2 separate regions of the Homo sapiens genome follow, and region 1 is linked to region 2. The links are chromatin loops, found by intact Hi-C in ENCODE. Cell type or tissue: IMR-90. All regions are shown on one strand. Each heading gives the region's core, and the rest is flanking DNA. Links, peaks and the distances in the headings are about the cores only. Region 1 holds the start of LOC105370185 (a long non-coding RNA gene). Region 2 has its middle 10 kb from the start of LINC00330.

What was found. Peaks named below come from ENCODE experiments on the same cell type or tissue, not always from the same donor. Only the 100,000 strongest peaks of a DNase experiment are listed, where the experiment ranks them.
Region 1: a loop joins it to region 2, with 2.4 times the contacts of the local background. A loop is called at or near these places in 12 of 110 quality-filtered maps.

The regions. Positions count from the first base shown.
Region 1 is chr13:44,714,331-44,729,584 of GRCh38, reverse strand. It overlaps LOC105370185 (a long non-coding RNA gene), which reads left to right and starts at 5,408. Exons shown (of 3, transcript XR_941929.4): 1 at 5,408-5,482; 2 at 13,587-13,890. RefSeq lists enhancers at 14,587-15,112, 15,113-15,254. In IMR-90, for the core only: no CTCF peak of the experiment used is centred there; a DNase peak (open chromatin) is centred at 9,154; H3K27ac peaks cover 354 bases.
Region 2 is chr13:44,812,204-44,827,457 of GRCh38, reverse strand. No RefSeq gene overlaps it. Among named protein-coding and RNA genes, the nearest start is that of LINC00330, 10 kb to the right of the region's middle. In IMR-90, for the core only: a CTCF peak has its summit at 8,818 (motif pointing right); DNase peaks (open chromatin) are centred at 7,477, 8,027 and 11,577; H3K27ac peaks cover 1,650 bases.

The DNA of each region.
Region 1 (15,254 bases), core at 4,250-12,249, 98 kb after region 2:
ATAGGTGAGGGCTGTCCAGCCTTGGCCCACAGTGCTCCTGGCTTGGATTTAGCCAGGTCCTCACCGCCAGAGGCTCAGCTCGGCTTGTTCTCACTGCCTGCCTCTTCTCAGACGGAGGTAGTAGCAATGTTTGGGGAGATGGTGCTCCACTGTAAATCTCCGATAGTCCGGACATGCGCCTCACCAGATTCCTCATACCTTGCCCACAGCTTGGTGTTTCATGTTAAAGGTCTACCTAAATCCACTGACAACGGAAACCCAATTCAAACGTATTTAAGCAAAAACGGGTAATTATAGGCTCTTGGGAAATCTAAGGATGAATTTTGGGAGCTGGATCCAGGAGCCCAAATCATGTTATTATAATAGTTGTGGTGTTATGATATATATTTGTTTTCCTCCACAGTTCCTGGTTCATTGCTTCCATAGTCCCCTTTACAGTCTTTTGTTATAATCTTGAATGTATTAGGCCTCAGGGGCAGGCCCCAGGAAATCTCAACTTTCTCCTGTCCTCATTTCACCTACCCCAAAGCAAGACTAATCTTTCCCCACCTTTCTGATGGTGGGGCTTAGGACCCTTCCCAGACAAAACATTGCAGGAAGAATGTTGACATCACTCAGCTTCCACAAAAACTCAAGACGGGCTGGGCACAGTGGTTCATGCCTATAATCCCAGCACTTTTGGAGAGTGAGGAGGGAGGATCTCTTGAATCCAGGAGATAAGCCTGCAGCAAGCCGTGATTGCACCTCTGCACTCTAGCCTGGGTGACCACAGAGCAAGACCCTGTCTCAAAACAACAAAACACCAACCAAACAAGAGGACTGGGTTCAGGGAGCTTCTGGATAGCTGAACATGTGAGGTTCCTGGAGGGTGGTGCACCCAGGAAGGGCATGGAATCTCCATGCCCCTTTCCGCATACCTCACCCTATCTGTATCCTTTGTAATATCCTTTATAAGAAACCAGTAACCAGCCGGGCATGGTGGCTCACACCTGTAATCCTAGCACTTTGGGAGGCCGAGGCAGGTGAATCACCTGAGGTTGGGAGTTTGAGACCAGCTTGACAAACATGGAGAAACTCTGTCTCTACTAAAAATACAAAATTAGCTGGGCATGGTGGCACATGCCTGTAATCCCAACTACTCGGGAGGCTGAGGCGGAGGCTGAGGTGAGCCGAGATCATGCCATTGCACTCCAGCCTGGGCAACAAGAGCGAAACTCCGTCTCAAAAAAAAAAAGAAACTAGTAACCAAAAGTGTTTCCCTGAGTTCTGTGAGCCAGTCCAGCAAATTATTAGAAGGCAAAGAGGGAGTCGTGGGAACCCCAATTTGAAACTAGTTGTCAGGAGTTCCTGAGGCCCAGACTTGCAACTGGTGCCTGGGGGTATAGGGAGCAGTCTTGGGGACTAGGCCCCCAATTTGTGGGATGTGATATTATCTCCAGGTCGATAGTGTTGGAATTCAGTTGGAGAACACCTAGCTGGTGTCTGCTACTTGGTGTGTGGAGACAAAAAAAAACAATATTTAGTCACAGAAATCCTTTTCTGTGTTGATGTGTAATCGCCCAAGGGGTTCACCTATCCCACTGCCCAGATCAGTATAGGGGAGTTGCAATAGAGAAAGAGAAATTCACGCAAAGCCGGCTGTGCGGGAGACCGGGGTTTTATTATTACTTAAATCAGTGTCCCTGAGCACTGGGGGAGCAGAATTTTTAAGGATAACTTGGTGGGTGGGGGAAGCCAGTGAGCCAGGAGTGCCGATTGGTCAGAGATAAAATCATAGGGAGTCGAAGCTGTCTTCTTGCGCTGAGTCAGTTCCTGAGTGGGAGCCAAAAGATCAGATGAGCCAGTTTATTGATCTGGGTGGGGCCAGCTGATCCATCAAGTGCAGGGTCTGCAAAATACCTCAAGCACTGATCTTAGGAGGAGTTTAGGGAGGGTCAGAATCTTGTGGCCTCCAGCTGCATGACTCCTAAGCCATAATTTCTAATCTTATGGCTAATGTTAGTCCTACAAAGGCAATCTAGTCCCCAGGCAAGAAGGAGGTCTGCTTTGGGAAAGGGCTGTTACCATCTTTGTTTAAACTGTAAACTAAGATTCTCCCAAAGTTAGTTCAGCCTATGCCCAGGAATGAACAAGGACAGCTTGGAGGTTAGCAGAAAGATGGAGTCAGTTAAGTTAGATCTCTTTCACTGTCTCAGTCATAATTTTGCAAAGGCGGTTTCAGATGGTTGTTGTGGTGTGAGAACATATCAAAAACACAGTATTTTCCTACATAATAGTTTACCTTAAATTTGTAACCATCCAATGGGTCCTCCTTGCCCACTGCCTAGACAACTGATTTATCAAGACAGAACTGCAACAGAGAAAGTTTTTAATTCATGCAGAGCTGGCTGTACAGGAGATGGAAGTTTTATTATTACTCAAATCAGTCTCCCCGAGCATTAGGGGATCAGAGTTTTTAAGGGTAATTTGGTGGGTAGGGGGCCAGTGAGTTGGGAGTGCTGATTGGGCAGGTCAGAGATGAAACCATAGGGAGTAAAAGCTGCCTTCTTGTGCTGAGTCAGTTCCCGGGTGGGGGCCACAAGACTAGATGAGCCAGTTTATCAATCTGGGTGGTGCCAGCTGGTGCAGCGAGTGCAGGGCTTTACAATGGTGACGTTATCCCCAGGAGCAATTTGGGGAGGGTCAGAATTTTGTAGCCTCCAGCTCCATGACTCCCAAACCGTAATTTCTAATCTTGTAGCTAATTTGTTAGTCCTACAAGGGTAGTCTTGTCCCCATACAGGAGGGGGATTCGTTTCAGGAAAGGGCTGTTATCATTTCTGTTTCAAAGTTAAACTATAAACTAAGTTCCTCCCAAAGTTAGATCGGCCTGTGCCCAGGAATGAAGGAGGACAGCTTGGAGGTCAGAAGCAAGATGGGGTTGGTTAGGTCAGATCTCTTTCACTGTAATAATTTTCTCAGTTATAATTTTGCAATGGCGGTTTCATTGTGTTTCCACATTTCCTGTGTTGCCTTCATTCTTTCCCTTCTAACTCAGTAGCAAATATGGCCACCAAGATTCCAGTGTTACATTATCTTTACAGCTGGCAAACAAAACATAGAGGCTGTTTTTTAATCATTCCAGAAAAATCCTGGGGAGAGCTCTGCCCATCCTTGAAACAATCTCTCTGATTGCCCAACCTAAACTGTGTGTCCAGTTTTTAAGTCAAAGCACGTGTTGAATCATGCCTGAACCATATGGTGTAGGAAAGGGAGAAGTGTTTGTTATTCCCTAAGGAGATTGTGAGCAGACAAAAACCATCTACTGACAATCTGGTAGAGATGTCCATGTTTATTCTTTTTTTTTTTCTTTGAAACGGAGTCTCACCCTGTCGCCCAGGCTGGAGTGCGATGGCACAATCTCAGCTCACTGTAACCTCCACCTCCCAGGTTCCAGGGATTCTCCTGCCTCAGCCTCTCGAGTAGCTGTAATTACAGGCATGTGCCACCACACCCAGCTAATTTTTTTGTATTTTAGTAGAAATGGGGTTTCACCATGTTGGCCAGGCTGGTCTCGAACTCCTGACCTTGTGATCTACTCGCCTCGGCCTCCCAAAGTGCTGGGATTACAGGCGTGAGCCACCACACCTGGCTATTCTTACTATGACTTGTACAATATGTAAACTTAGCTTTTGGCTGGGCGCGGTGGCTCACCCTGTAATCCCAACACTGCGGGAGGTCGAGGTGGGAGGATCACTTGAGTTCAGAAGTTCAGGACCAGCTTGGCCAACACAGGAAAACCTCATCTCTACTAAAAATACAAAAATTAGCTTGCAATGGTGTGCACCTGTAATCCCAGCTGCTCGGGAGGCTGAGGCAGGAAAATCGCTTGAACCTGGGAGGCAGAAGTTGCAGTGAGCCGAGATCCTGCCACTGCACTCCAGCCTGGGCGACAGAGGGAGACTCTGTCTTTAAAAAAAAAAAAAAAAAAAGCCGGGCCCGGTGGCTCACGCCTGTAATCCCAGCACTTTGGGAGGCCGAGGCGGGCGGATCACGAGGTCAGGAGATTGAGACCATCCTGGCTAACACGGTGAAACCCCGACTCACTAAAAATACAAAAAATTAGCCGGGCACGGTGGCGGGTGCCTGTAGTCCCAGCTACTCGGGAGGTTGAGGCAGGAGAATGGCGTGAACCCGGGAGGCGGAGCTTACAGTCAGCCGAGATCGCGCCACTGCACGCCAGCCTGGGCGACAGAGCAAGACTCCGTCTCAAAAAAAAAAAAAAAAAAAAAAGAGAGAGAGGGGTACAAGGAGGAAAACAAAGAGGAACCTAAAGTGTCCAGAGGTGAATGGAATAGCCACATTTCATTGGTGGTGAAAAGCAGGGTGATGAACAAGTGAAAATGGTTTTGAAGGTATTGAAATGCTATTCAAATCTGAAAACAAGCCTGCTCATGCCCATCCACCTGAGTTTTCCTTAGCTTGGCCTGGTCATCAACCCCACATTCTGTCTACCACAGGGCAACATGAGAGAAAAGACTCATTTGATTCTAGTGTTCTGGTTCAAGGGCCTTTCACCTATCTCACGGTCTCAAGTTGTGACTGTCTCAACCTGTGTGAGGTCCAGACTCACCAAGCCAAAGTGCCTTCATTTTGCAAATCCATTTTTCCAGAAAATATTTCTTCCTTTTACAGATGCAAGTCCTCAATAGTGCAAGTGAATTTCTAATTACTTCAAGCTGATAGAGCCAAGTCACAAATTGCTTGTGGGATATATTGAAAAATGATGAAACTTGAAATGATTACCCGAAAGCATAAAGTCTGTAAAAAATTGAGGAATACAGACTTGGGATAAAGATCCTACAAATGTAGTTCATTAACTTGATATTAAATATAAACTAATGGTAGGGAAGTGAAAACCCTATTAAAATGTCTATGAAAAAATTAGAGATACAACTTCAGAAGGTGGGAGAGTGTTCATGGATTTGGGTTATTGGGCAGAAGCCAAAATCAACCTTCCCAAGAGGTTAGTCTTTTCTTCTCTTTTAAAGACCAGATAAGAGGTAGAGCCTCCACTAGAAAAATGCAACTATGAGAAAACAGGGTCCCTTCTTATTTTATCTTGGACACCCTAAAAGCCAGAGGAGGTGGTAGAAAGCACTGTGACAGTAGCTCCAAATTTCCTGCCCTCAATCACTCAAGGTATACTCAGAAAGTGAACAATTATGAAGTCCAGTGTCAGATGACATTCTAGAATCTGATGAAACACCAAAAAGAAGATTTAGTTCCTACCTTCAAGCTTCTTATGGTGAACGGGTTAAGCCTTTCAGGTCATTGGAGTTTGACTATCTTGTAAAAAGAAAAAGAGCATAATTTTGAAATAGGATGTGTCTATGTGCGAAGCTTCCAGAAGGGATTTTGGAGAGTCGGGGAACTGCCTGAATGTTACTGAAGGCCTGAAGTCAAGGAGAGGGCTCCAGTATGTGAAGTAGAAATAAAAAAGGTGAGCACTCAAGAGAATGCTTGCCTTCTTACGACTTTTATTAGGGCTCTTTTTTATATATAATTTTCAACAACTATAGTCAGTATCAGATAATCACGAGTTATGGGAATCTAAACATGAAAACACTGATCATCACATAAAGTATATGTGAATGAATCAGGTAGACCCAAACTTGGGAAACCAAGGGTTTGACTCTCTCTTGCTTTAGAGATCCAGCAGGTGCCAGGAAACAAAATAGGAAAAGAAGCCTGCTGCTAATGTGACCAAAGTGAAGTTCCAGCATGATTAATTTTTTTTTTTTTTTTGAGATGGAGTCTTGCTCTTGTTGCCCAGGCTGGAGTGCAATGGTGCAATCTCAGCTCACCTCAACCTCCACCCTTGGGTTCAAGCCATTCTCCTGCCTCAGCCTCCCAATTAGCTGGGAATACAGGCATGTACCACCACACCTGGCTAGTTTTGTATTTTTAGTAGAGATGGGTTTCTCCATGTTGGCCAGGCTGGTCTTGAACTCCCGACCTCAGGTGATCTGCCCACCTTGGACTTCCAAAGTGCTGGGATTACAGGTGTGAGCCACCATGCTCGGCCTCTAGCATGATTAATTTTTATTTTACCATCAAACTTGGTAAGGAACTGTAGAATCACTAGGGAAAGTTATAGAAAATAAACAAACATTTTTCCAGCCACAAACATTCATTATAGGGGATCGGAAGACTTCTGCTTCTGGCCATGATAGAGTAATGGGGGATGGATTTACCCTCCTGTCTTAAAATACTAAAAAACTAGACAAAATATATGAAACAGTAGTTTTCAGATGTTAGACAACAGGCAGCACAGAAATATGATCCAAGAGGAAGGGAAAATAAAGAGGTGAACCCTATGATTGCCCCAGCTTGCTACCTGGAGGCAATTTCCAGATTGCAGTATAGGGAGGAAGAAATAGCACAGCAGTCTCATTGAGATGAGGAGCAAGAGATCCAGGCCAAGGGAGGTCAAAGTCACTAGAACGTATGGGTCTATGCACTAGAAAGGAGGGAGATGCAGGGGAAGACAGGGAGAAAAAGAGAGCACTCCAGAGATCTATAAAGGAGCCACTTTGAAGCTTTGGCTGATGGCTGATTCATGTATACACAAGAGGAAACTATCTAAGGGGAAACCATCACCCAAAAGCAGCAAGCTGAACAATTCCTGGGGCTTACACAGGGCTAGGAATAGTTTGTGTTCCCACCAGTCAGAGTAGAAAGACCTCCTAGAGTCCTCAGAGGGGGACTCTTCTTATGTAGTCCCACCTTACTAGTGGGACTAAATAAGCCCTAGACTAAAAGCCACTCTGAACTCACCATTAAAATGCTTGAAAAGGAAAGGATCCAATAGATTCCAAGTAACTTAATTTTGTACCAGCATAAAGCTCAACACTATTTAAAAGAAAATAACAAAATCCAGCAACCAACAATGTAGAATCACAATGCCAGGTATCCTGTCAAAAATTACCAGGCATACAAAAAAACAGGAAAACATTGCTTATAACCAAAAGAAAAAGTAATCAATAGAAACAGTCCCAGAAATTATGGAAATAATGAATTAGCAGACAAGAACATGAAAATATCTATTTTAAATACACTCCTATCTATAAGAAAGTAAATAAAAACATGAACATGGTGAAAAGATAAATTAATGATACTTTTTTTTTTTGAGACGGAGTTTCGCTCTTGTTGCCCAGGCTGGAGTGCAATGGCATGATCTTGGCTCACCGCAACCTCCGCCTCCCAGGTTCAAGCGATTCTTCTGCCTCAGCCTCCCTAGTAGCTGGGATTACAGGCATGTGCCACCCCAGGCCCAGCTAATTTTGTATTTTTAGTAGAGACAGGGTTTCTCCCTGTTTGTCAGGCTGGTCTTGAACTCCCGACCTCAGGTGATCCGCCTGCCTTGGCCTCCCAAAGTGCTGGGATTACAGGTGTGAGCCACCATGCCCAGCCAAATTGATGATACTTTTAAAAGACTCAGATAAAACACATAAAGATGAAAAATGCAGTATCTTAATTGAAAAATACTGCATGGGATTAATAGTTAATCAGATATTGCAGAAGAAAAGGTAAGTGAAGTTGAAGAAATAATGAAGCACAGAAAAAAGACTAAAAAAAATGAATAGAGCATTAGTGACTTGTGGACTTTACATATATAACCTAGATGAACACATGTGTATAATTAAAGTGCCAAGAAAATGATGTGAGGGGGGAGATAAAATATTTGAAAAAATAATAAATAAAAGTGTTCCAATTTTGAAGAAAACTATAAATTGAAGATTCAAGGGGCTCAACAAATGCCAAGCAGAATAAACATTAAGAAAATCATGCCAAGGCACACCATAGCCCAATTGTTGAAAACCAGTGTCAAAAAAATTTTTTAAAACAGCCAGTGAAAAGGGGACATCTTATTTACATAAGAACAACAGCCAAAACCAATGGCAGCAGATTTCTTGACAGCAACTACATAACCCAGAAGACAATGAGACAATATCTTTAAAGTAATGAAACAGAAGCTGTAAATCTAGGATTTTATACCCAGCAAAAAATGTTTCAAAAATAAAAGTGAACTGCTAGGCGCAGTGGCTCATGCCTGTAATCCCAGCACTTTGGGAGGTTGAGGTGAGTGAATCATAAGGTCAGAAGTTCAAGACAAACCTGGCCAAGATGGTGAAACCCTGTCTCTACTAAAAATACAAAAATTAGCTGGACGCAGTGGTGGGTGCCTGTAATCCCAGTTACTTGGGATGCTGAGGCAGGAGAATCCCTTGAACCTGGGAGGCAGAGATTGCAGTGAACCGAGATCATGCCACCGCACTCTAGCCTGGGCCACAGAGCAAGAGTCCATCTGAAAATAATAATAATAATAATAATAATAATAATAATAAAAGTTAAATTAAAACTTTTCAAACAAAAGCTGAAAGAACTCATCACTAGCCATCTGCACAACAAGAAAGAAAACAGAAGTTTTCAGGCAGGATACAGCACAAGAAAAGGATCTATACAAATGACTGAAGAGTGCCAGAAATGATAAATATATAAATGACTTCTTTAAGACATCATCAACTAATTAAAGTGAAAATAATCACAGTATATTGCAGGATTCATAACATATATTGAAGCAAAATGTATCACAATAGCATAAAGACAAGAAGGAAGAAATAGAAGTATACTTCTATTTAAATACTGCACTGTACTTAAAGTAGAAAAATATTTGAAGTTAAACTGTTATAAATTAAAGTGCAATTATGTACAAATACAAATAGACATTACAAAATATGTTACACAGATCAAATCCTGTTAAAACAAACTCCAAAGTCTTATTTCAATAATTTTATCTTTCTCAAATTTGTGTCTTTTATTCTGGCTTTAATTAGTTATAATGGCACTGTAATTTCAAAATTTAACCTGTCCCTATAGTTCAACATCTGCTCTTCTTTTATTAAATGTTGCCAAATAACAGCAGAGGATGTATTTTCAGCATCATGCTTGTCTCACCAAGCTAAATTTGGTACTGTGGAATTTGTTGGTGAGGACAAATGATATGAGAATTCCTATGCTTGAAGCAATGCTGGCTTTGGGCCATTTCTATTTAAATGATGGGTTTGGAACAAATTGTGTTTACAGACTGATTCTGCCACTTACAAACTGTACTATTTTCTATTTGGGGAAATATCTAAGGTCTGTGACGTGGAGGTCCTATATGTTGATATAGCAAAGAAAAGAATGGAGCACCTCCTTATTCATTTTGGAATGAGTAAGATTTTTGGAAACCACATTGGAAAATTTGCTTCCTTAATAAAGTGCCATTCTTGTCAGATGAGTAGAAAAGAATACTGACCTCATTTATTTTTCCATCAATGCATCTCTCTATTCAGGGCTAAAAGTGGGGCATATTTGGAATTGTTAGCTTCAAACAAGCTCTGTAACTTAGGGGGTAAATAATTTCATGGTGGTATAACATGCCAAGTGGTAGTGAATAGCTTAGAGAAGTAAGGCATATAGTTAATGAGTACCTCTACATAGAGGCCCAGGCCTGGCTTGCGGTAAAAACTGGCTGCTTTGCAGTAAGAAAAGCCAGCTTTGCGCAAAGCTGGCTGACTTTGTGGTAAAAACAAGTAGGGAATTCAGGAGATCCAAGGAATGTCCCAGTTCTGCCATTTGCCAGACCTCAAGCAAGACCATTTAACCTCCCTGGACCTTAATGTCTGCAGTGGGCCAAGGCAGTGTTTCCCTAAGTAGAGTGCATGCCACTGGTGGTACATCAATATTTTTTTCTTTTTAATATATATTAATGTATTTTAGAAAATATAACTATATAAGAAAATCTAACTATATTCCACCCATAATTTTATTAATGTTATTGATTAGGATGAGTTTAAAATATAAAAATCAAGTCAATATAAAGACTACTACAGTTTGAATATCCCTAGTCCCAAATCCAGAATCTGAAATGCTGGAAAATCCAAAACCTTTTTTTTTAGATGGAGTCTTGCTATGTTGCCCAGGCTGATCTGGAACTCCTGGCCTCAAGCAATCCTCCCACCTCTGCCTCCAAAGTAGCTGGATGCATCACCGTGTCCAGCTCAAAATCCAAAACTTTTTAGGACTGACATGATATTCAAAGGAAAGGCTCACTGGAGCATTTCACATTTCAGATTTTTAAATTAGGGATACTTAATTGGTGAGTATATAAGTAAATATTCCAAAATTCGAAAAACTCCAAAATCTAAAACACTTTTGATCCCAAGCATTTTATTTTTTAATAAAAAAAAATTTTTTGGGGACTGAGTTTTGCTCTTGTTGCCCAGGCTGGAGCGCAATGGCGTGATCTCAGCTCACTGCAACCTCTGCCTCCCGGGTTCAAGCAATTCTTCTGCCTCAGCCTCCCTAGTAGCTGGGACTACAGGCATGCGCCACTACATCTGGTTAATTTTGTGTTTTTAGTAGAGATGGGGTTTCACCATGTTAGTCAGGCTGGTCTCGAACTCCTGACCTCAGGTGATCCACCTGCCTCAGCCTCCCAAAGTGCTGGGATTACAGGTGTGAGCCACCATGCCTGGCCCCAAGCATTTTATATAAGGGATATTCAACCTGTATTAGGTAAAGGCCAGAAAATAATAGGATAGGAGGAAAAAAACTGAAAGGATTTTCAGTTTAAAACCACTAAAATGTGGGTTCAGAAGGATGTTTTTAAAAGCATACACAACAGTACATAATTTTCACATAATAGTACAAATAAAATGAGAAATACCATGGCAACAATTTTAGAAACATTGAACGGACATGGGATAACTTACCTGGAAGATGCAGGAAATCTCAACCATCAGCCAGCAGTGGGGGAAGCTGAGAAGCAACTTAATTTGCATCCAGAACCTCTGGAAGGCCCAGGAATTTGTTGCACCCATTGTCTGTGGAATCAGATGCGGAGGAGGTAAAGTCGAAAACAATTCCAGTTGAAAGTCATCGTAAGAAGCAGTGGGACATCCTCTGTCATTCCACACAGCCAGAAACCTGCCTCTCCTCAGAAGATCCCAGAAGAGAATTCTTCTAAAAGATCAAACTATAAGGCTACCAATGGCATGAAGATTGAGAGATTTATGCAACTAGGGGAAAGTTTGTACATACATTAGTGATAAGTGTACTTAAAAATCTTAAACGAAGGCTGAGAGTGGTGGCTCAAGCCTGTAATCCCAGCATTTTGGGAGACCGAGGCGAGAGGATCACCTGAGGTTGAGAGTTCGAGACCAGCCTGACTAACATGGAGAAACCACATCTCTACTAAAAATACAAAATTAGCCGGGCATGGTGGCGCATGCCTGTAATCCCAACTACTTGGGAGACTGAGGCAGGAGAATCACTTGAACTCAAGAGGTGGAAGTTGCGGTGAGCCAAGATTGCGCCATTGCACTCCAGCCTGGGCAACAAGAGCGAAACTCCGTCTCAAAAAAATAAAAAATAAAAATAAATAAATAAATAAATAAATAAGCTTAAACAAACTATTATTTATATTATTATTTATTCTATAAAGGGTTTTCCAAGAAAAATAAATAGCTGTGTAGAAAAAGAAATCAGTTCACTATGCTGTTCAGCTGTCAATAGTATCTTTAAAGTACAGAATACTAACAAAAGACTGATTTTACCAAAATATCTATATTGGAAGAATGGGGAAGGATAGGAAATAATAGAGGGGGAAAAGGGATTTAGGTCAGAAATATTGAAATAAAGCTTAATCTGAATCTTCCACAGCAGGAAGTCAATAGATAATGCTAAAACTTGAAAAATCAAGTACAAATATCAAGACTTCTGTTTAAAGGGAAGAATTGGAGGTAAATATGAAGATAATAATTTAGTGGCCAGGCATGGTGGCTCACGCCTGTAATCCCAGTACTTTCGGAAGCAGGGCAGACGGATGACCTGAGGTCAGGAGTTCGAGACCAGCCTGCCAATATGGTAAAACTGGTATCTACTAAAAATACAAAAATTAACTGGGCATGGTGGTGCACATCTATAATTCCAGCTACTCGGGAGGCTGAGGTAGGAAAATCGCTTGAACCTGGGAGGCAGCGGTTGCAGTGAGCCGGGATCCTGCCACTGCACTCCAGCCTGGGCAATAGGGCAAGACTCTGTCTCAGGAAAAAAAAAAAAAAAAAAACAAGGAGCAAGAAAAGAAAATAATAATGTAGCAGCATTGAAAGCCGTAACTTCAAGGAATGGAGGACAGGCTTTCTTTTTTTGTAACAAATATTGTAAAACTATTTCATCATTAATTATATGAAATTGATACTTTAAAAAAATTCCATTAAAAAAGTTATGAAGATGGTATGCAAATAAGTGAACTTGGGAAAATACTAACCAGGAAGTCTTTTAAGTTCTGACAGCCAGTGAATTGATTTAAAGAAACACTGAGTTACCACTCTCCATTGCCATTTGTTTGTTGTCATGATACCCAGACAGCTTAAGTCACATGCATGTTACACGCATTTATTATTTATTTTATTTTTTCTTATTTTTATTTTTAATCTAGTTAGTTTTTGTTGCTGTTGTTGTTGTTTTGAGACAGGGTCTCAGTTTGTCCTGCAAGCTGGAGTGCAGTGGCATGATCTCAACTCACCGCAGCCTCCACCTCCCAGGTTCAAGCGATTCTCCTGCCTCAGCCTCCGGGGTAGCTGGAACTACAGGCATGTGCCACGGCACCTGGCCAATTTTTGTATTTTTAGTAGAGACGGGGCAGGGTGTGTTACCATGTTGGCCAGACTGGCCTTGAACTCCTAGTCTCAAGTGATCAATTCACCTGGGCCTCCCAAAGTGCTGGGATTACAGGCATGAGCCACAGAGCATGGCACATTTATTATTTAAATCACAGTGGATTATTTGGGGGAAGGTGGTGTAGAGAATTATAAAATGGAGACATTACAGGGTTTCATAAACCAAGGCTAGAAGCTACCTGGGACACTTAAAAAATTTTAAACTCAGGCTGGGCACAGTGGTTAATGCCTGTAATCCCAGCACTTTGGGAGGCCGAGGCAGGCAGAACAAGAGGTCAGGAGTTCGAGACCAGTCTGGCCAACGTAGTGAAACACCGTGTCTACTAAAAATACAAAAATTAGCCGAGTGTGGTGGCACACACCTGTAGTCCCACCTACTCAGGAGGCTGAGGCAGGAGAATCGTTTGAACCCAGCAGACGGAGATTGCAGTGAGCTGAGACCGCACCATTGCACTCCAGCCTGGATGAGAGAGCAAGACTCCGTCTCAAAAAAATTTAAGAACTCATTTATAAAGGTATATTTATACATTTTTGCCTAGTAAAATATTACCTCCCTCCTCCTTTTTTAAAGTTAAAGATAATCTCTGGAATGGCTGGGACTAGGATATAAGATTTTAATAGTTTCATTTCCTGCTATTTGTTAAGTTAATTGAAAATATAACAGGCATAGATATGATCTACTATTCAATGGAATAAAGAGTGTAAAATACCAGGTACTAAACGAACAACTGCTATCTTGTCCCTTGCCCAACCCTGTGGGAAAGGAGATTAGCTGGCAGTCGCCCAAATTATAACTGATCGTTTCTTGGGTTCCAGGAACATGGTTGGGATGTGAAGAGCTCCTTTAACATGGCACAGAGTCTGGTGACTGGAAGGTCTAGAAGTATATCAGAGGAAAGGAAAAATTAATGGATAATGACCAGATTTTACATCCACCTAATGGCTTGGAATGTTCCAGTGCCAAGAGAAGGCCTTCTTGTCGCATGTGATTTCATAATAATTAGGGCCAGCTGTGTCTGTGCGAATCAGGTCAAGCCAGATGCCAAACCCTAACTCAAACACTTACAGGAAGATCCTCATTGCCAGGAGCCTCAAACGTCCTGCAGAAAATCAAAAAAAGGTAAGTTATTCGATCTGTTCCCAGTCTGCCAAAATATTTTTTCTCCTGGGTACTGCTAACCTCTATGGTCTTCGCTTGTGCTTCATATCCGAAGATAATTCTACCGATATTACATTGTGTGTACATGGAAGAATGTTTTTTAAAAGCTTCATTAACAACTTTTCCATTCTGCTGGGATTTGTTCTTGGATCACTGCCCTTACCATGGGCCAAACCAACTCACCCATAATTCAGATATTTGTTGGCTAATAAAGATGAACTGTGCCAGCCTGTCTCTGAATTGGAGAGGAAACGGGGAACTGGGTGATGGGGAAGGAGGGAGATTTTTACTATATGCTCTGTTATAACTTTTAAATTTCAGTGAAACCATGTGCAAGAGTTTCCTATTGCAAAAAGTAAGTACTGTTTACTTTTTTTTTGTTTGTTTGTTTTTGCCTTTGCTGCAGAAATTGTAGTTGACGTGAATTACACTCCAGAGAATTGGAGGCTTCTTTTTCTCCAGGTCATTTCAATCATGTTTTTTGTTGTTGTTGAATTGTAAACTTCATGGAGCATTTTAAATGGCAGGTCCTGTCCAGGCACGGTGGCTCATGCTTGTAATCCCAGCACTTTGGGAGGCCGAGGCGGGTGGATCACCTGAGGTCATAAGTTCTAGAGCAGCCTGGCCAACTTGGTGAAATCCTGTCTACTAAAAATACAAAACTTAGCTGGGCGTGGTGGCACATGCCTATAGTTCCAGCCACTCGGGAGGATGAGGCAGGAGAATAGCTTGAACAAGGGAGGCAGAGGCTGCAGTGAGCAAGATCACTCTACTACACTCCAGCCTGGGTGACAGAGGGAGACTATCTCAAAAATAAATAAATAAATAAATAAATAAATAAATAAATAAATGGCAGCTCCTTTCATCTCTTGTTGCTTTGAATTCTACTTCAGGACTGCTTTTTTTTTCTTTTTTTTCTTTTTTTTCTTTTTTTTTTTTTGAGATGTAGTCTCGCACTCTCCCCCAGGCTGGAGTGCAGTGGCGCGATCTCGGCTCACTGCAACCTCTGCCTCCCAAGTTCACGCCATTCTCCTGCCTCAGCCTCCCGAGTAGCTGGGACTACAGGCACCCACCACCATGCCCGGCTAATTCAGAACTGCTTTTTTAAAGCTACAGCTTGAAGAGACTCCCATTAAAGCCATACAGCCTTCAGCTTCAGTAGCATTAAAGTAACCCAGATCTAGAGTGGTGCTGGCGGTGTACATGGGCCCAGGGCTCCCTGTTTCACTTAGGCTGGCCTGCTCTTTCCCCTGGCCTCTGTTTCCAGTAGTCACTTTGTTGCAGCTGAAAAGGAGATGGAACAAGAGCCACAGCCCTCACTGCTA
Region 2 (15,254 bases), core at 4,571-12,570:
GCATGATCTCAGCTTACTGCAACTTCCGCCTCCCAGGTTCACTCGATTCTCCTGCCTCGGCCTCCTGAATAGCTGGGATTACAGGTGTGCACTACCACGCCCAGCTAATTTTTGTATTTTTAGTAGAGATGAAGTTTCACCATGTTGGTCAGGCTGGTCTCAACTCCTGACCTCATGATCGGCCCACCTCACCCTCCCAAAGTGCTGGGATTACAGGCTTGAGCCACCGCGCCTGGCCTAAAGTTTGTCTTAAATAAAGGGGATAAAGTACTCTCACAGTGAGGAGCTGTCTGCTCCGGAGGCATTTGTGGTTCCAATACTGCTGGTAGGCAGGTGTAGATTAGATCAGCACCTGGGAGTGCCTGCCCATAGTGGAGGGGTAGGGCAGGTGGCCTGGTTAGCAGGGAAGAGGGCTGGTGTGGAAGGGTGGGGGTCATATACTGGACACTAATTTGTGGGAGAGGGAGAGCTGCTTGTCTTCCGATGTGTTTGGGCTGTGTTAGTTAGTTTCTGCCATTCTGTTTCTTCTTACTTCTTTCTCTTTTATTCCTGTTTTTCTTCAGGGCCAGGCATAGTGTCCCTTCTAAAGCATGGCTCGCCTACCGGGAAAGTGCTTGACCGTAAATCTTCACGAAAGATTAAGCACATGAAGGCACATGGTAGGAATGTTGGTGATCCCACAAGGCTCATTCTAGAGGAAGGAGAGGCAGTCACCTCCCTACCCTGCTGGGATTGAATCCCTGAAGCCCAGTGGGCCGGTATCCACCTGCTGCCTGCACTGACACCTGGCACAGCAGTTACTGCCCTGTTCTGCCATCCATGCTTCGGTCCCTTTCAGTCCTCTGAGAGTGGGGATTGCTCTGGATTTAATGCTGCGTCCCTAGAACTTAGCGAAGCCCCTGTCACTCAGTTCAACTGAGTTTCAGATCTGCAGAGAGGCAGAAGGATTCTCTTTAATCTGCACCAGGTTAATGTTCCCATTTTTAATAATGTTTACCTTTAAAAATATTGTGTTCCAGGGCCTCTCTGTTTCAAGACAACTGCAATGTTTCCCAGTAACTAGGGACAGTGCAGCAGCATGAAGTTACTTCACCTGGGCAGATGTGCCAGTGCCTCGGTCACAGTCCTTGGCTAAGCCGAGAGTTTACCTAGAACTTTGGCGGGCAGTTCACCTGCACCTCTGCAATAGGCATCCTCTACAATGGCTCCTGGGGGTCTCCTGCTATTCCAGCTCTAGTGTAAACCCCTCCCCTTGACTGTGGGATGAACTTAGCACTCATTTCTAATGAATAGAAAGCAATGAAAGTGACGGATGTCACTTTTGAGGTTGGGTTACACACAGAAGACTGTCTTCAGTCATGCTTGTCCTCTCTTGCCCTCCTGCTTGCTTACTGCGAGGAAGCCAGCTGCCATGTTGTGAGCTGTCCCATGGAAGGCCCATGTGGCAAGGAACTGAAGGTGGCTTTTGACCAACAGCCAGCAGAGAACTGAGCTCCTTAGCCCATCAGCCTGTGAGGAGCTGAATTCTGCCCACAACCCCCTGAGTAAGCCTGGAAACAGATCCTCCCCCAGCTGAACCTTGAGATGCTTGCAGTCCTAGACAAAACCTTGCTGGCAGCCCCTGAGAGAACCTGAGCAGAATCACCCAACAAAGCTGTGCCTGTGTTCCTGACCCCTAGAAACTGATATCACAGTGTGTGTTGCTTGAAGCCACTAAATTTTTGGGTAACTTTTTATGCAGCCATAGAAAACTAATGCAACTCACCTGCCTGCTTAGCTTCAGCTACTGCTTCTCTCTGACCAAGGGCCTTCTCTGTCCACTAGAGCATCCTTGGTTGCAGAAGCGACAGCCTAGACAGGCCTGGAGTTAATGTCTCAGGAGCAACCCTCAACCAGTGAGGAATGGGAGTTGGTAGATGAATATTCTACCTCCCTAAGGCCTAGAGGCACAATTCTAAGATGTGTTCGTGTTTGGCACAGCCCGTTGGAGGGCCCAGTAGAACTGAGCCATGGTTGCCCACATAGGTCACCGTTTGTTAAAGCGCACGTCAGTGGCTTCCTTCCCTTCCCCGACTTCTTACCATGCTTCCCGGGGTCACTTCCCAAATACACTACTAGCACCCAAATACTGTCTCAGGGTCTGAAGGAACCAAAACTCCAACAAAGCCTTGATATGGTATTTTCTAAAAGTTCCCTTAAGGATGTAAAATAGCTAACACAACCTCCAAAAGTTGTATTCAATTCCATATGTAAGGCAATAGCAAGCACCTCCTCTAGATTAGGGTGAAGAGGGTGAGCCTGGGCAAATTTTGCAGTACTTTTTCTCTCTTTCCTCATTTGTAAGTCTCAACGTCTGCTCCATGATGCTAAGAATCCTAGGGCTTGTGACAGTGACAACCACAAACAACACATGTTTTAGAGTCGGGAATCTAGATACTCCCAAACAATCGAATAGTGAAGCTGTGTGATGGGTCTCAGAGGATCCTGGGGATGCTGGTGCCATAGAGATAATGGCTGGTGGTCTCTGCTCCTGACCAAGTCCTCTGTCGCTACTCCACTGTCCCTCTCAGCACTGTTGTGCCTACGGAAATTACAGAGCTTTTTATGCCTCTAGTAATCCTTGGGCTCCTTTCTTGAGGATTAGTTGAAAATGAGGCTGGGCATGGTGACTCATGCCTATAATCCCAGCACTTCGGGAGGCTGAGGCAGACGGATCACCTGAGTCCAGGAATTTGAGACCAGTCTGGGCAACATGATAAAAGTCCCTCCTACAATAACTACAAAAGTTAGCCAGGTGTGGTGGGGTACACCTGTGGTTCCAGCTACTCGGGAGGCTGAGGTGGTAGGATTGCTTGAACCCAGGAGGTGGAGGTTGCAGTGAGCTGAGATAGCACCACTGCACTCCAGCCTGGGGTAAAACCCTGTCAAAAAAAGAAAAGAAAGAAAGGAAGGAAGGAAGGAAGGAGGGAAGGAAGGAAGAAAGAAAGAAAATGACCATATTGCCAGGATACTCTAATGTAAGTGTAGGTTGAAAATACTTTCTAGAATGAGCTGATGGGAATGGTGAGGGGGAGCTCTTGAAATCCACTGCCCCTTTGGAAATAGGCACTGAGTGTAACGCTAGCCCAGCCCAGCAGTTCTCAAGTGGGGATGATGCTGCTCCCTCTTCCTCTAGGGAGCATTTGCAGTATCTGCAGACATTTTTGAATGTCACAGTTGTCGCAGGGGTAAGGGGCGTGTTACAGGCATCTAGTGGGCTGGGTCCAGGGATGCTGCTCAACATCCTACAATGCACAGGACAGACCCCACAACAAAGAATCATCCAACCTCAAATGTCCATAGTTCTGAGGCTGAGAAACCCACACTACAGCCAACTCTTTCAAAATAAAACTGTGGGGCTGGGCGCGATGGCTCATGCCTGTAATCCAAACACTTTGGAGGCTGAGGCGGGCAGATCACTTGAGTTCAGGAATTCAAGACCAGCCTGGCCAATATGGCAAAACCCCATCTCTACTAAAAATACAAAAATGAGCTGGGCATGGTGGTGGCACCTGTAATCCCAGCTACTCAGGAGACTGAGGCACAAGAATTGCTTGAACTGGGAAGGCGGAGGTTGCAGTGAGCTGAGATCACACCACAGCACTCCAGCCTGGGCGACGAAGTGAGACTCGGTATCAAAAAAATATAAATAAATAAATAAATAAATAAATAAATAAATAAATAAAACTGTGAGGAGATGGGTTTACACATAATGCTGTTGACAAGTGAAAGCAATTTAGAATGTAAAGAACAAAGTTTTTATTTAAAGGGAAAGGCTGGAAGCAGTTTTCTTTGAGGGAGGTCGTGAAGCCCAGTGGTTAATGGCTTGGCTTTAAAGTAAAAGTTGACGTGCCGCTGGACTCCAGAGTCTGTATTTACTGCTCTGCGACCTTGGCGAATGATGTGACCTCTTTAGGTATGTTTCCCCATTTGTAACATAGGTATAGTAATGGTGCCTGCCTCACTGAATTGTGAGAGTTAAATGAGCACAGCATAGAAGTGTGAAAGGAAAAGATCTTGGGCCCCTTCAAGCTGGGAACTGCTCCCATTCTATTCAAAGTCACCCCTCTGCTCGCTGACATAGATGCATATCTGATTGCCTCTGTTGGAAAGGCTAATCAGAAACTCAAAAGAATGCAACCATTAGTCTCTCATCTATGTGTGACCTGGAGGACCCCTTCCCTTTGCTTTAAGTCTTCTTGCCTTTGCTTCAAGTTGTCCCGCCTTTCCAGACTGAACCAATGTACTTCTTACATATATGGATTGATGTCTCGTGTCTCCCTAAAACGTAGAAAACTAACCTACCCAGAACAAGAATAGTTCTGGCCAGTGGGCCCTGGAAATGAGACCTGGGAATGTGAAGTCTCCGTGTGGGCAGGACTTCCTGAGGCTGTGCCACAGGCGTGGGTCCTCAGACTTGGCAAAATAAACTTTCTAAATTAACTGAGACCCATCTCAAATATTCGGAGTTCACAGAAGGCTTTCGGTGCAAAGCGTAGCATCCAGTAAGTGCTTAATAAATGGAGGCAAGGTAAGAGCAAAAGCAGGGAAGAACAGGGGCCTAGAATCCAAGGACTTCAGGTAACTGCACTGCAGCGAGAAAAGGGAGCGTTCCACCCTCAAACATATTTAGTATAAGGACCGAATCCTCTCCGAAATCCTCCTTGTGAAATCATCACACAATCTTCCTTACCACCCAGAATTTCGCTGTCTAAATTTCTGCGGGTTTTGATTTTCATTCTTCAATATTTATTTCTTGAACTTAAATAAGCAATCCACGGCAGGGGCCTGTGGAGGCCTTCACTCAAACGAAAGCATTCTCACGGCGGAGCTTGCTCCCAGCCGCCTCTCCCCACGCTCCTTAAGAGACGCTCGGGGTTACTGCGGTTAGACAGCCTGCACAAACAGAGCGGCCCAAGACCAATAAATGCTGGCCCTATTTGGTCTCATATTCAAGGCATGAGGCCTCAGAAGAAGAATGAGTCTTCACAGGCTGGGAGGTCTCCTGGATGCATCTGCTGGTAGCTGGCTCCTGAGAGAGAGAGACAGTGAGAGGTGCAGAGAAAAAGAGAGGGAAAGAAGGAAGGGGAGGAGAAGAAAGAGGAGGAGGAGGGGGCGGGAGAAGGCGAGGAGGAGGGGAAAGGGAGGTAATGATGGAAGGAGAATGTGTAAGCAAGGAGTCACAGTCTCTCATAACCGACTCTTGGAAGTGACATCCTATCTACTCCAGTGTAGCCAGTAGAAGAAAGTCATCAGGTCCAGCGCCCCCCTCAAGGGGAGGGAATTCCAGCAGGGCATGAATAGCAGAACTCACTTCAGAGGCAGTCGACCACACGGACCTGCATGTGCTTCGTGCACACACAGCGTAGGTCCTCATGGAGTGGACCTACTGATGGAGTGGACCTCCACCTGGGGTGGAATAAACAGGCGCCTTGAGGGCAGGGACTTGTATACACTGTGTGCCTGGGAGCCTGTGGAGGAATCTACACTTTCAGAGGATTTAAACTGGAGAAAAAGAATAGTTCTGGCCAGTGGGCCCTGGAAATGAGACCTGGGAATGTGAAGTCTCCGTAATTTATGAACTTGGCCCATACTATATTCAGTTCCTATTGCTGCTGTAACAAATTAACACAAATTTAGTGGCTTAAAACAGCACAATGTTATTCTCTTACAGTTCTGGAGACCAGAAATCCTAAGTCAGTTTCAGTTGGCTAAAGTTATTGGAAAGGTTGGTTCCTTCTGAAGTTCTAGAAAAGAATCCATTTCCTTGCCTTTTCCAACTTCTGGGAGGCCACATACTCCATCTTCTAAGCACATCACTCCAACCTCTGCATCTGTTGTCACATCACCTTCTGACTCTGCCTCCTTCATCTTTCTTATAAGGACCCCTGTGTTTACATTGGGTCAACCTGGATAATCCAGTATAATTTCCCATCTCAAGATCCTTCATTTAGGCTGGGCACAGTGCCTCACATCTCTAATGCCAGCACTTTGGGAGGCCAAGGCAGGTGGATCACCTGAGGTCAGGAGTTCGAGACCAGCCTGGCCAACATGGCGAAACTCCATCTCTACTAAAAATACAAAAATTAGCCAGGTGTGGTGGTGGTACCTGTAATCCCAGCTACTCAGGAGGCTGAGGCAGGAGAATCGCTTAAACCCAGGAGACGGAGGTTGCAATGAGCTGAGACTGTGCCACTGCACTTTAGCCTGGGTGACAGAGCAAGACTCTGTCTCAAAAAAAAACCCCCAAAAAACAAAAAACAAACAAGAAAAAAGATTCTTCATTTAGTAGCATCTGCAAAATCTTTTGGCCATATAAGGTAAAATCACAAGCTTTGGGGATCAGGATGTGGATATCTTTTGGAAGCTGTTATTCAGCCCACCATGATTATACAAATGTTCACAGCAATTTAATGGATCTTATTGTCATCCTCCAATGCTATGATTGTTACATTCTCCTCCAGGACCTCCTCCTTCCCAAAGTGCAATGCCATGATTGTTAACATTCTCCTCCAAAAACCCCAAGCACAGTCAGATTGCGGGATTGGACTATTCACTACTTAATGAATCGTCTAATCCTACAATGAATAGTCCAATCCTACAATATGACTATGCTGTTGCTTGCCTGATTGCTCCCAGATCTGTCCTGCCTTTTCCCCGCAAATTAATTTCCAGTCCAAGGCTCTCTTGCCAACCAGCTCACAGCTGCGTTTGGCCAGTGCGCTGGTGAGAGATTGGAGGGTAGTGGAAGAAGCCAGGATACACCCTCTGCCCCAAGTCAGGCAGTGTCTCTTAGTGGCTGTGCTCTCCTTTATGGTTCCAACTCTTGCCAGACAGACTCCTTCCATGGACCCAGATCTTACTGGGCAGCATCCACAGAAGATCCAGCTCCCCCAGGGAAGCCCCAGCTTTTAAGGCTCTGGCCCTATGGGTGGTAACAGCTCCCCGTTGGTGATAAGCCCAAGGTGGCTTCACCATCCCCTCATTAACTTTTCAGCTTTCCCAACACCTTTGTAACTAATTCCTCTTATGAAATTATTTCAATTGGTCTTGAGCTCTATAGGCTCTGACTGAACCCCAACTGATATACTGGCTTTCAGGGGTTTTTATAACATTACACCTAACTATTTGTTCAACTTTATCTCCCAGATTCCTTTATTCTAGCTAACCCAAACCACATTATTATTATTATTATTTTTGTTTTTAAATATACTTTTCTGCTTCAGGAAAGGTATGCTCAAGCCACTCCATCCACGTGAAATGCCCCTCCTCCATTCTTGGCTTTGCTTGTCAAAATACTTCGGGTTTTTGGAGGATCACTTCAAAATCATCCTCTTCCTACAATGCCCTCTTGATTACCATGTCTGGAATTATTTTCTTTTGCAGACGCAGTGCTTTATAGTAATGAGCTGTTGGAATGTATACAAAGCCTCATCACACAACTGCCTTGCATTGGAGAGATTTGTTTAGGTCGTAAGTTCCCACAGTTTGAGTCTGTGCAGTATACTCTATGCGTGCTCAATACATAGACCATTTAATCAAATAAATGTTGGAATTCCAATCATGAGCATGACTCTTAACTATCATTCTCTGTTAGATAAAAGAAGGTAATCAGTTTTCATTTTATCCTTACGAATTATGTTTACTAGAGGCTAGAAAAACAAATCTAATGTTTTAAAATTACAAAATCACTCTCCAGTCTTTCCATTCTAGTTAATTGAAATTGAGTATCAATTTCCCAACCTAAAAATTCATATCTGTGTTTCACAGTACATACATAGCTTAAAAGCGCAATCAAATGTAAGGTATCTCTGTCATTATTGTCACTAGTAGAGGGGTTGGCATCAACTATTTTCTTTGTTCATCAGCAGTTACTCCAGTAAATTTGCAGGCTGACAAAGTCATGTGCTCTTCACCTTGTGTGATAAGCTGCAGAGTTGACCAAGTAAGCATGTGTTTGATGAATTTTTTCCATTTATGTGAATGGGGGAAATGACTCATAGCAAAGAAACCTGACCTCATCACAGACGTAAGACTGTCTAGATTGACTAGGCTACCTAAGCCAGCCCAGGATAGTGCAGACAGGGAGCATAATGATCCAGGTGAGTATCTTACCTATCAAGCGTCCAAGAGCAGGTCAAACATGGGGTCCATTCTTCTCTTCATGCTTGGCTGCTCAGGCTCAATTTTAGGTATCCCTTAGTGACAATGACCCACACGGATCAAGAGGCAAACAGACTCAGGCCTATCCCCCTTCCTCCCTAGCCAGCATCACTGGCCAGAATCCCAAAGGCCTGGCCCATGCTGTCAACATGGCCTAACAGCAGGGCTACGAGCTGCGAGGAGCTTCCTGGAGACATTTGAAAATCTGTGGTGCCGTTCCCAACAGCCTTATTCAAACAGAAGGCAGCAACTCTGACCTGGAAAAGAGGTGCAACCTCTAAGAACAGGCTGTCTACAACCTTCCTGAAGACCAGCACTTTCGGAGGAGGTGGCTGTTTGCTAGCCTACCCAAACCTACCCTCCTGAGAAATATGACTTCCCAAGATGCAGAGCATTTGAATTGATAGGTGGGCCTGCATTCATTAATGCTTTTGCTTGTGGGTCTGTTTTTGAGTAGCAGCCTCTCCAGGTCAGGAATTCATCTTTATGGTTGCTAGCAATTGTTTGGGGACAGGATATGGAGTGAGAAGGAGGGTCTGGGGACTGCAGCTTGCGCTTGACTTCCCTCTTTAAATGGCAGCATCCATGACCATTTCCTGTTCTCTCTTCATGTGGCCACAGGATGGCAATGTTTAGGAACGTTACTGTTACCTCCCAGGGGCTGTTTAGATCCTAGATTAGAGCTCAGCAACGCACAGATTAGAGCTCAGCAACGCACACGAGCAACTGGAGATTTGTGTAGGACCAAGAGCTTTTAAATCAGGAGGAAGAGGAGGAAAGGAAGGGTCATTTATTATGAGATTTTTAGAAATCCAAATAAAAATATCGCAAAGCGTACGCTGAAGGGTACTTAAGTAAACGCTGCGTTTACTTAAGGCTGAATCCTGCGTGAAGCCACACTGCCGGGGGTACCTACTGTCCCTCCTGATGCATCTCATGCTGAATTCTGACCATTACAAGTGATTTTTCTCCCCCTGCTGGGAAGCACTTCCACAATTTTGTCACATAATTAGCTGAGCACCTACCATGCTGTAATACCTCGATCTGAATCAGTAGGTTTCCCTAGGTTGGAAGTTCCCTGGGACAGGACCCATGCTTTCTTTATCTGTTTCCTCAATCCTGAAGATGGATTATAAACAACCTGGGCTCACTGCATGTTAAATAAGTAACTCATGGGCTGAAATAGTATCAGAGTTTAGGGACAAAAATTCCTATAGACTAATTTGTCAAAGAATGAGCCCTAAAGGTAACATTTGGCCTGAATTTTGAAGAGGATGCAAAGGAGAGGGGGCTGGGAAGGAGTGGCGCAGATAGCCCCCTCTCCACTCACTTCACTCAGCCCTGAGCATGGGGAAGAAGACATTCTGAGTTTGGAGGAGCGGAGGCAAAGCGGTGCGGAAATCGGAAAGCCGTGTTCAGGGCTGCTTGTGACATGGAGGAAAAAACATGGGATTATGGTAAATATAACTGGGAGAGCAGATCCAGGCATTTAATTTGAGGAGTTTTAAATGATGTTAATGAGGCCTTTTTGCTTGATTCTTTCCATTTTTCCTTCCAGTGATTGCCCAGATTTGCGATTGACACAATGAGGAAGCAGCTGTTTGCTTAAATAACCCAGGAAACTGCTAGAAAGGAATGGGAAACGGTGATCCACAGACCTCAAGCTCCGGAGAGGCAGGAATAGGCACCCTGACCTGCTCTGACTCACAAGGCTCCAGGCAATGGCCCCAGGGGAGAGTCCTGGGTAGTGGCCCCAGGAGGTGGCATTGGATGGTGGCTACGGGTGGTGGCCTCAAGTGATAGATCCCAGATAGTGACCCTCAGGGTGTGGCACCGGATGGTGACCCTGGGTGGCTGGCCCTGCTTCCCTGTCCCTGTGACTCAAACAGAGGCTATTTTCAGCTCCACTACCCCCTCCCCACTTCATGATCTCAGGGTGCCCAGAGGAGGCTGCACAGTTTTGTGACTTCAGAACGTGGCAGGCAGAGGAACTGGAGCTTTCCTGCCAGCAGGAGTTGGATAGATCAGACAGGGCCCCTGGAGAGGTTGCTGATGAGTATGGATGAGTCAAAAAGCCAATGGCACCCTGGGAAGGTGTTGGGCATGGCTTGTACCTCTCACACACAAATTTAAAAAGTTGGTTTGCAGCATAGACATCCCTTAGTGTAGTGCAAGTTCAGCAAATTACTGGGGAGCTAGATGCCTGTTTTATTCCAGTTAATCAGATTATATGAACTGATGAAGTAGGATTTGTTAATAACATTCGCTTACAAGTGGTGGAGAGCTTTATTAATAAGTCATTAGGTTGGCAACTTTAAATACCTGGCATTCAAAAGCAATTCCAAATGCTTTTGTATTGCAAACTTCTGGACTCTAAGAAAATAGCTAACACCTGGTGTGTTGCATTCCTGCAATGCTCAAAGACATTATAGAAAAAAAAAAACCACTTGTGTCCCAAGCTTTCACAAAGTAAGCTATTGCTCTGCTCTGAAAGCTGTTCTTTATTTTGTTCATGGTTTCCCCCAACCTTCCTTCAGAAGAGTTGCAGCCCTGACGGGCTCTTGGTGAAGAGATGCATCATCAACAGACGAGGCTTCTCTGGGCAGTAGATGGATACAGGTGGTCTGTTCTTCCCATTTTGAAGACAGAAAAGCTGGGACACATCATAATTTGTTTGCTTAATATGCCCCCTCACATAGAGAGGAAAGAAATTAAGGAAACGAGAGAGTAGGAATTGGAATCCAGATGCCTCAACTCCCAGACTTCCCCATGACTTCTCCAACGTAATTAACTCAGTGGCTGTCCACTGTCAATGGTGAATTTGGCTTTGGGTGTGGTGATTGAGCATGCAGCCTGTAAAGTTGAAAGGGTTTGGAGTCCTGGGCTTTCCCTGTGTTAAATTTGGCCAAGCTAACTACTCTGTGCCTCAGTTTCCTCATCTAAACCTCTTTGTATTTTAGGATCGAATGAATTATCACACGTAAAGTGTTTGGAACAGGCCTTGCCACATGTGAGGAGCTCAGTAAATGGCAGATATAGTGATACCTGTGGTTCCTGTTACGGCCGTGGTGAAGCGGAGTGGCAGTGGGATGCCTTTACTGACAGTGCCTACCTTCAGTAACTTCAAGATGTGGTGGTGGATGAAGAACACAGACGCATAAAATAATACTTAGGAGGGCACATGCGGATTAGGGCTCACAGAGTGGAAGCCAGGTGTCACCTACGCAAATGCGTTAAAAGGCCAAGTAGGCAGCTCAAGCCGGGAAGTGGAGGATGTAACAAGAAGTGGGGATTCTGAGGCCTCGAGACATGTGGGTCTGTCTACAGGCATTCCAATGCCTCGAGACGTGCAGGTCTGTCTGCAGGCATTCCAATGCATTGTGAAACTTTCTGTGGGCTGTACCGATCACATCTGAGGGCTGAGTCATGCTCAGAAGCTGCTGCAATTACTGAGATTTGAAGTGAAAAGGCAAATAGGATGGGTAAAAAAAATGAGACAATAACTGAGCAAGCCAGACTATGGCCAAAATGAAAGGTGAAGAACTCTTACCCTTTGGACCTGTGGTGCAATACCCAGGCCCCAGGGGGGACACAGGTGGGGAGCCAGAGACTGGGGATCTTATTGCCAGATTAGCTGCCCTACCCAGGAGCACCCCTTCTTCTATTTCCCCTTCCTCCCTCCCTTTTTTCTTGCCCTCTCTTCTTTCATGTCTCTTTATCTTTTCCCCCACATATATCTTCTCCTTTTTTGTCACCCTAGGCCTGGTGTGGTGCCCAGTGGTACCTAGGGACGGTGCGAAGATTCATCGGTGACACTCAACATTGGTTCAGCGATCTTATACCAGACCACGCTTTCCACATCCTCCACAATACTCATATCCGAAAGTGTTAATTCTGGAAAGAATTGTTAGCACAGAAAGGAGAAGGAGTAGCAACATACAAAACCTCAAGGAAGAATTGAAGAAAAATGGATAAAACCAGAGTGCCAACAAAGCTAAACTTCTGGCTCATCCAAGCATGGACCAGAAACTAATTCCTCAGAAACAAAAACTCATTTTCTATGTTATAAGTAATACACAAAAGAAATCATCACTTGTCCTTAGCTATTAATCCATTATATTTGGCAAAGATAACATCAAGCTTATTTCTTTCCCTTAGCTAATCTGCTAAATTTCTCTGAGTAACCCCCAAGACATTATTTGGATGAAGTTACATTATCCATAAACATTACTAAGAACCACACCCTGATCATCTGTCAGCAATATGGATCTTGACTAATTGGAAACTAAGAAGTTAAAGGAAACAAATGAGCATACCAACAGAGGAGAGAAGGAAAACTTTGCTGCAAGAAGAACCATGGAGCACACGGCTCCAAGTGTTAGTGTGAATGAGGCAGGGGAGAATGTGGGGACAGTACGGATAGATGGCTGGTCACTCTCAAGTGCAATATTAGCAATATGGCCTGTGAGTGCCACATGATCAATATGGCCAAGGGACATAAGTTTAGTATCAGAAAGACAAGAGTTTACATCTTGACCCTGTCACTGATGATCGCTGTAATCATGGATATGTTACTTTGCCTTCTTGGGCCTTTTGCTTCATTTGAAGAATGAGAGTGATAACATCACGAGGGTCATTGGTACAGAAATTCACCTACATTCAAAGGTACGCCTATCAAATATACACCTATCAAGGCATTGGTTCAGAAATTCACCTACATTCAAATGTAGGTGTGCATTGGCTGGGGCAGATAAAATCACCAATTGTTACAAAGCTTCCTCCCAATCTGGTTTTCTACTGTTGTGAGGAGCTCCCTCTTTCTCTGGGTTCAGTTGCATTCCGCTTGCACACTTTAGGAGAAAGCGCTAAGCTTGGGATATTTTCCTTGTACTCTTACCCTCCCCTCAGCATATCACCCTTTGAACTTCTGTGGTAATAGTTTTACTGTTTGTTTTCTCTTCCTTAAAAGTATTCCCTGCTTCCAGGAGTTCATGCAGGAGTTTCTTCCTTTGAAACCCCAATTAAATGACATTGTTTTTTAGATGATATAATTCCAACAGGAATAAAAAGATAACAGCAACAAATTTTGGAAACTAGTAAGCAGATGGATGAGTGTTGATCAATTTGGCTGACCTGAGGGGACAGAATCCTAGCCAATAGTCAGAAAAAAAAAAAGCCCAGCAATTTTACAAAGGTACCCAAAGGCTCAGGAATCCATGACACAAGTATCTATGGAAATGGGTTTAAAGGTGAGACTAGAAACAAGACTCTTGATGAAAAGTCTAGTCAAGAGGCAGTTAGATCTCTAGATAGCTTTGCCTGCTCTTTGTAGACCAGGGGCTGCTTCTCACCACTCCCAGCAGGAGATAAGTGTTATTTTCTGGACTGAGTACTAAGAGGAGGGGGTCTCTGTCCTGGGGAACACTAGGCACAGTTAACAAAAAGGATACAGGGGCATTGACCCCCAGTCCTCTTCCCATAATATTGACAGCCAGGCCTCTAACCTCCAGGCAAGAGACCAGATGGTTCTTCTCTGGGGAATTTGCCCAATTCAAGAGGAAAGACCTAAAGATACTAATGTCAGAGGTTCCCTAAGGGAATGGCCCAACCTGGTCACTTTACACTTAAGCTCACATTCAATAAGCCCCATCCGTGTGTTGACCGCTTCCAATCAGAATTTTAAGGCTTTGCTCTTAAACATGAGCAGACAATCAGGGGTCACTAGGCATTTGAGGTGAGCCTCTAAAAATAAAGATGGAAACAAAAACAAATAGCAAAAGACAAATTGGAGAAACAGAAACCATGTAAGAAAAACTACTTAAAAATATAATTAAATTCTCAGAGAAAGCATCCATGAAACACGAACAAGATGCTGCTTTGCTATTAAAAAAATCAAGGGAATAAAAGAGGGCTTTTAGAAATTAAAAGCACTGCAGCTGAAATGGAAAACCAACAAGAGGTTTTGGAAGATAAAGTTATCTCAAAGTGGAACAAAAATAAAAACAGAAATGAGGGAAAAGAGAAAAGATAAGACTGCAAAAACAGAGGGAATGAAAATAAACACTCAGTCAGAAGATTTCACAGAATGAAACATCCAGAACAACCAGGGAAAATAACACCACATGAAGGTACCGAATCAAGAGCTTTCAGACCACTTAAAACCAAAAGAAGATCCTATGGGCTTCCAGAGGGGAAAACCAAGCTACTTACAAAGGACTGGAAATGTGAAGGTCTTTGTGTTTCGCAACAGTTCTGAAATCTACACAGCAATGGATCGATGCCACCTAAAATTATGAGGCTATTGAAGTTATTTTTAGATTAGTATTCTATTTTCAGTCAAATATTAATCAAGTGAGAGGGGAGCACAAAAACATTTTCTGGATCTCAAAATGTTTAATTCCCAAGCACTTTTTCTTGATAATTGATAATTTTGGGATAATTGATCAAGAAAAAGGAAGACATGAGTTTTAGAAAACAGGAGGTCTAACACGAAAGGCCCCCTCAGGATGAGGGTGAGGCAGCTGTGTACCAGGCACAGTCTGATCTGTGTACCAGATTAAATTGGAGCCATCAGCATTTCTAGGAGAGATGACTTCCAGGCAAAAATCGCAGAACAGTTAATGCATCAGAATGTCTTGATTTAGACAGTTGAATGTCTTTAAATAATTCTTGACTAGATGGAAAGGTTGAAGTTGACTCAATGGCAAATACATATTTGCCATTACAAAGCTAAACCAACAGAGAAAACAATCATCATTAATTCCAGGGAAAACAGAATTGTACAGAAAAGTAATCAGAGAGTATTATTATAATAATGTAATCACTGGTTATTGATCTAACCAAGATTATACAACACACATGCACATGCAGATAGATTGATAGATAACTATATTGAGAGGATGTGTGTGTGTGTTGATGCTAGTGGAAATAGAGTTAAATTCTCATCTTCCACAGTGGAAAGTCAAAGTGTAATGATTTCATCTAAGAAATATTAAGAAGTGGCAGGGTGCTGTAATCCCAGCATTTTGACAGGCTGAGGTGGGAGGATTGCT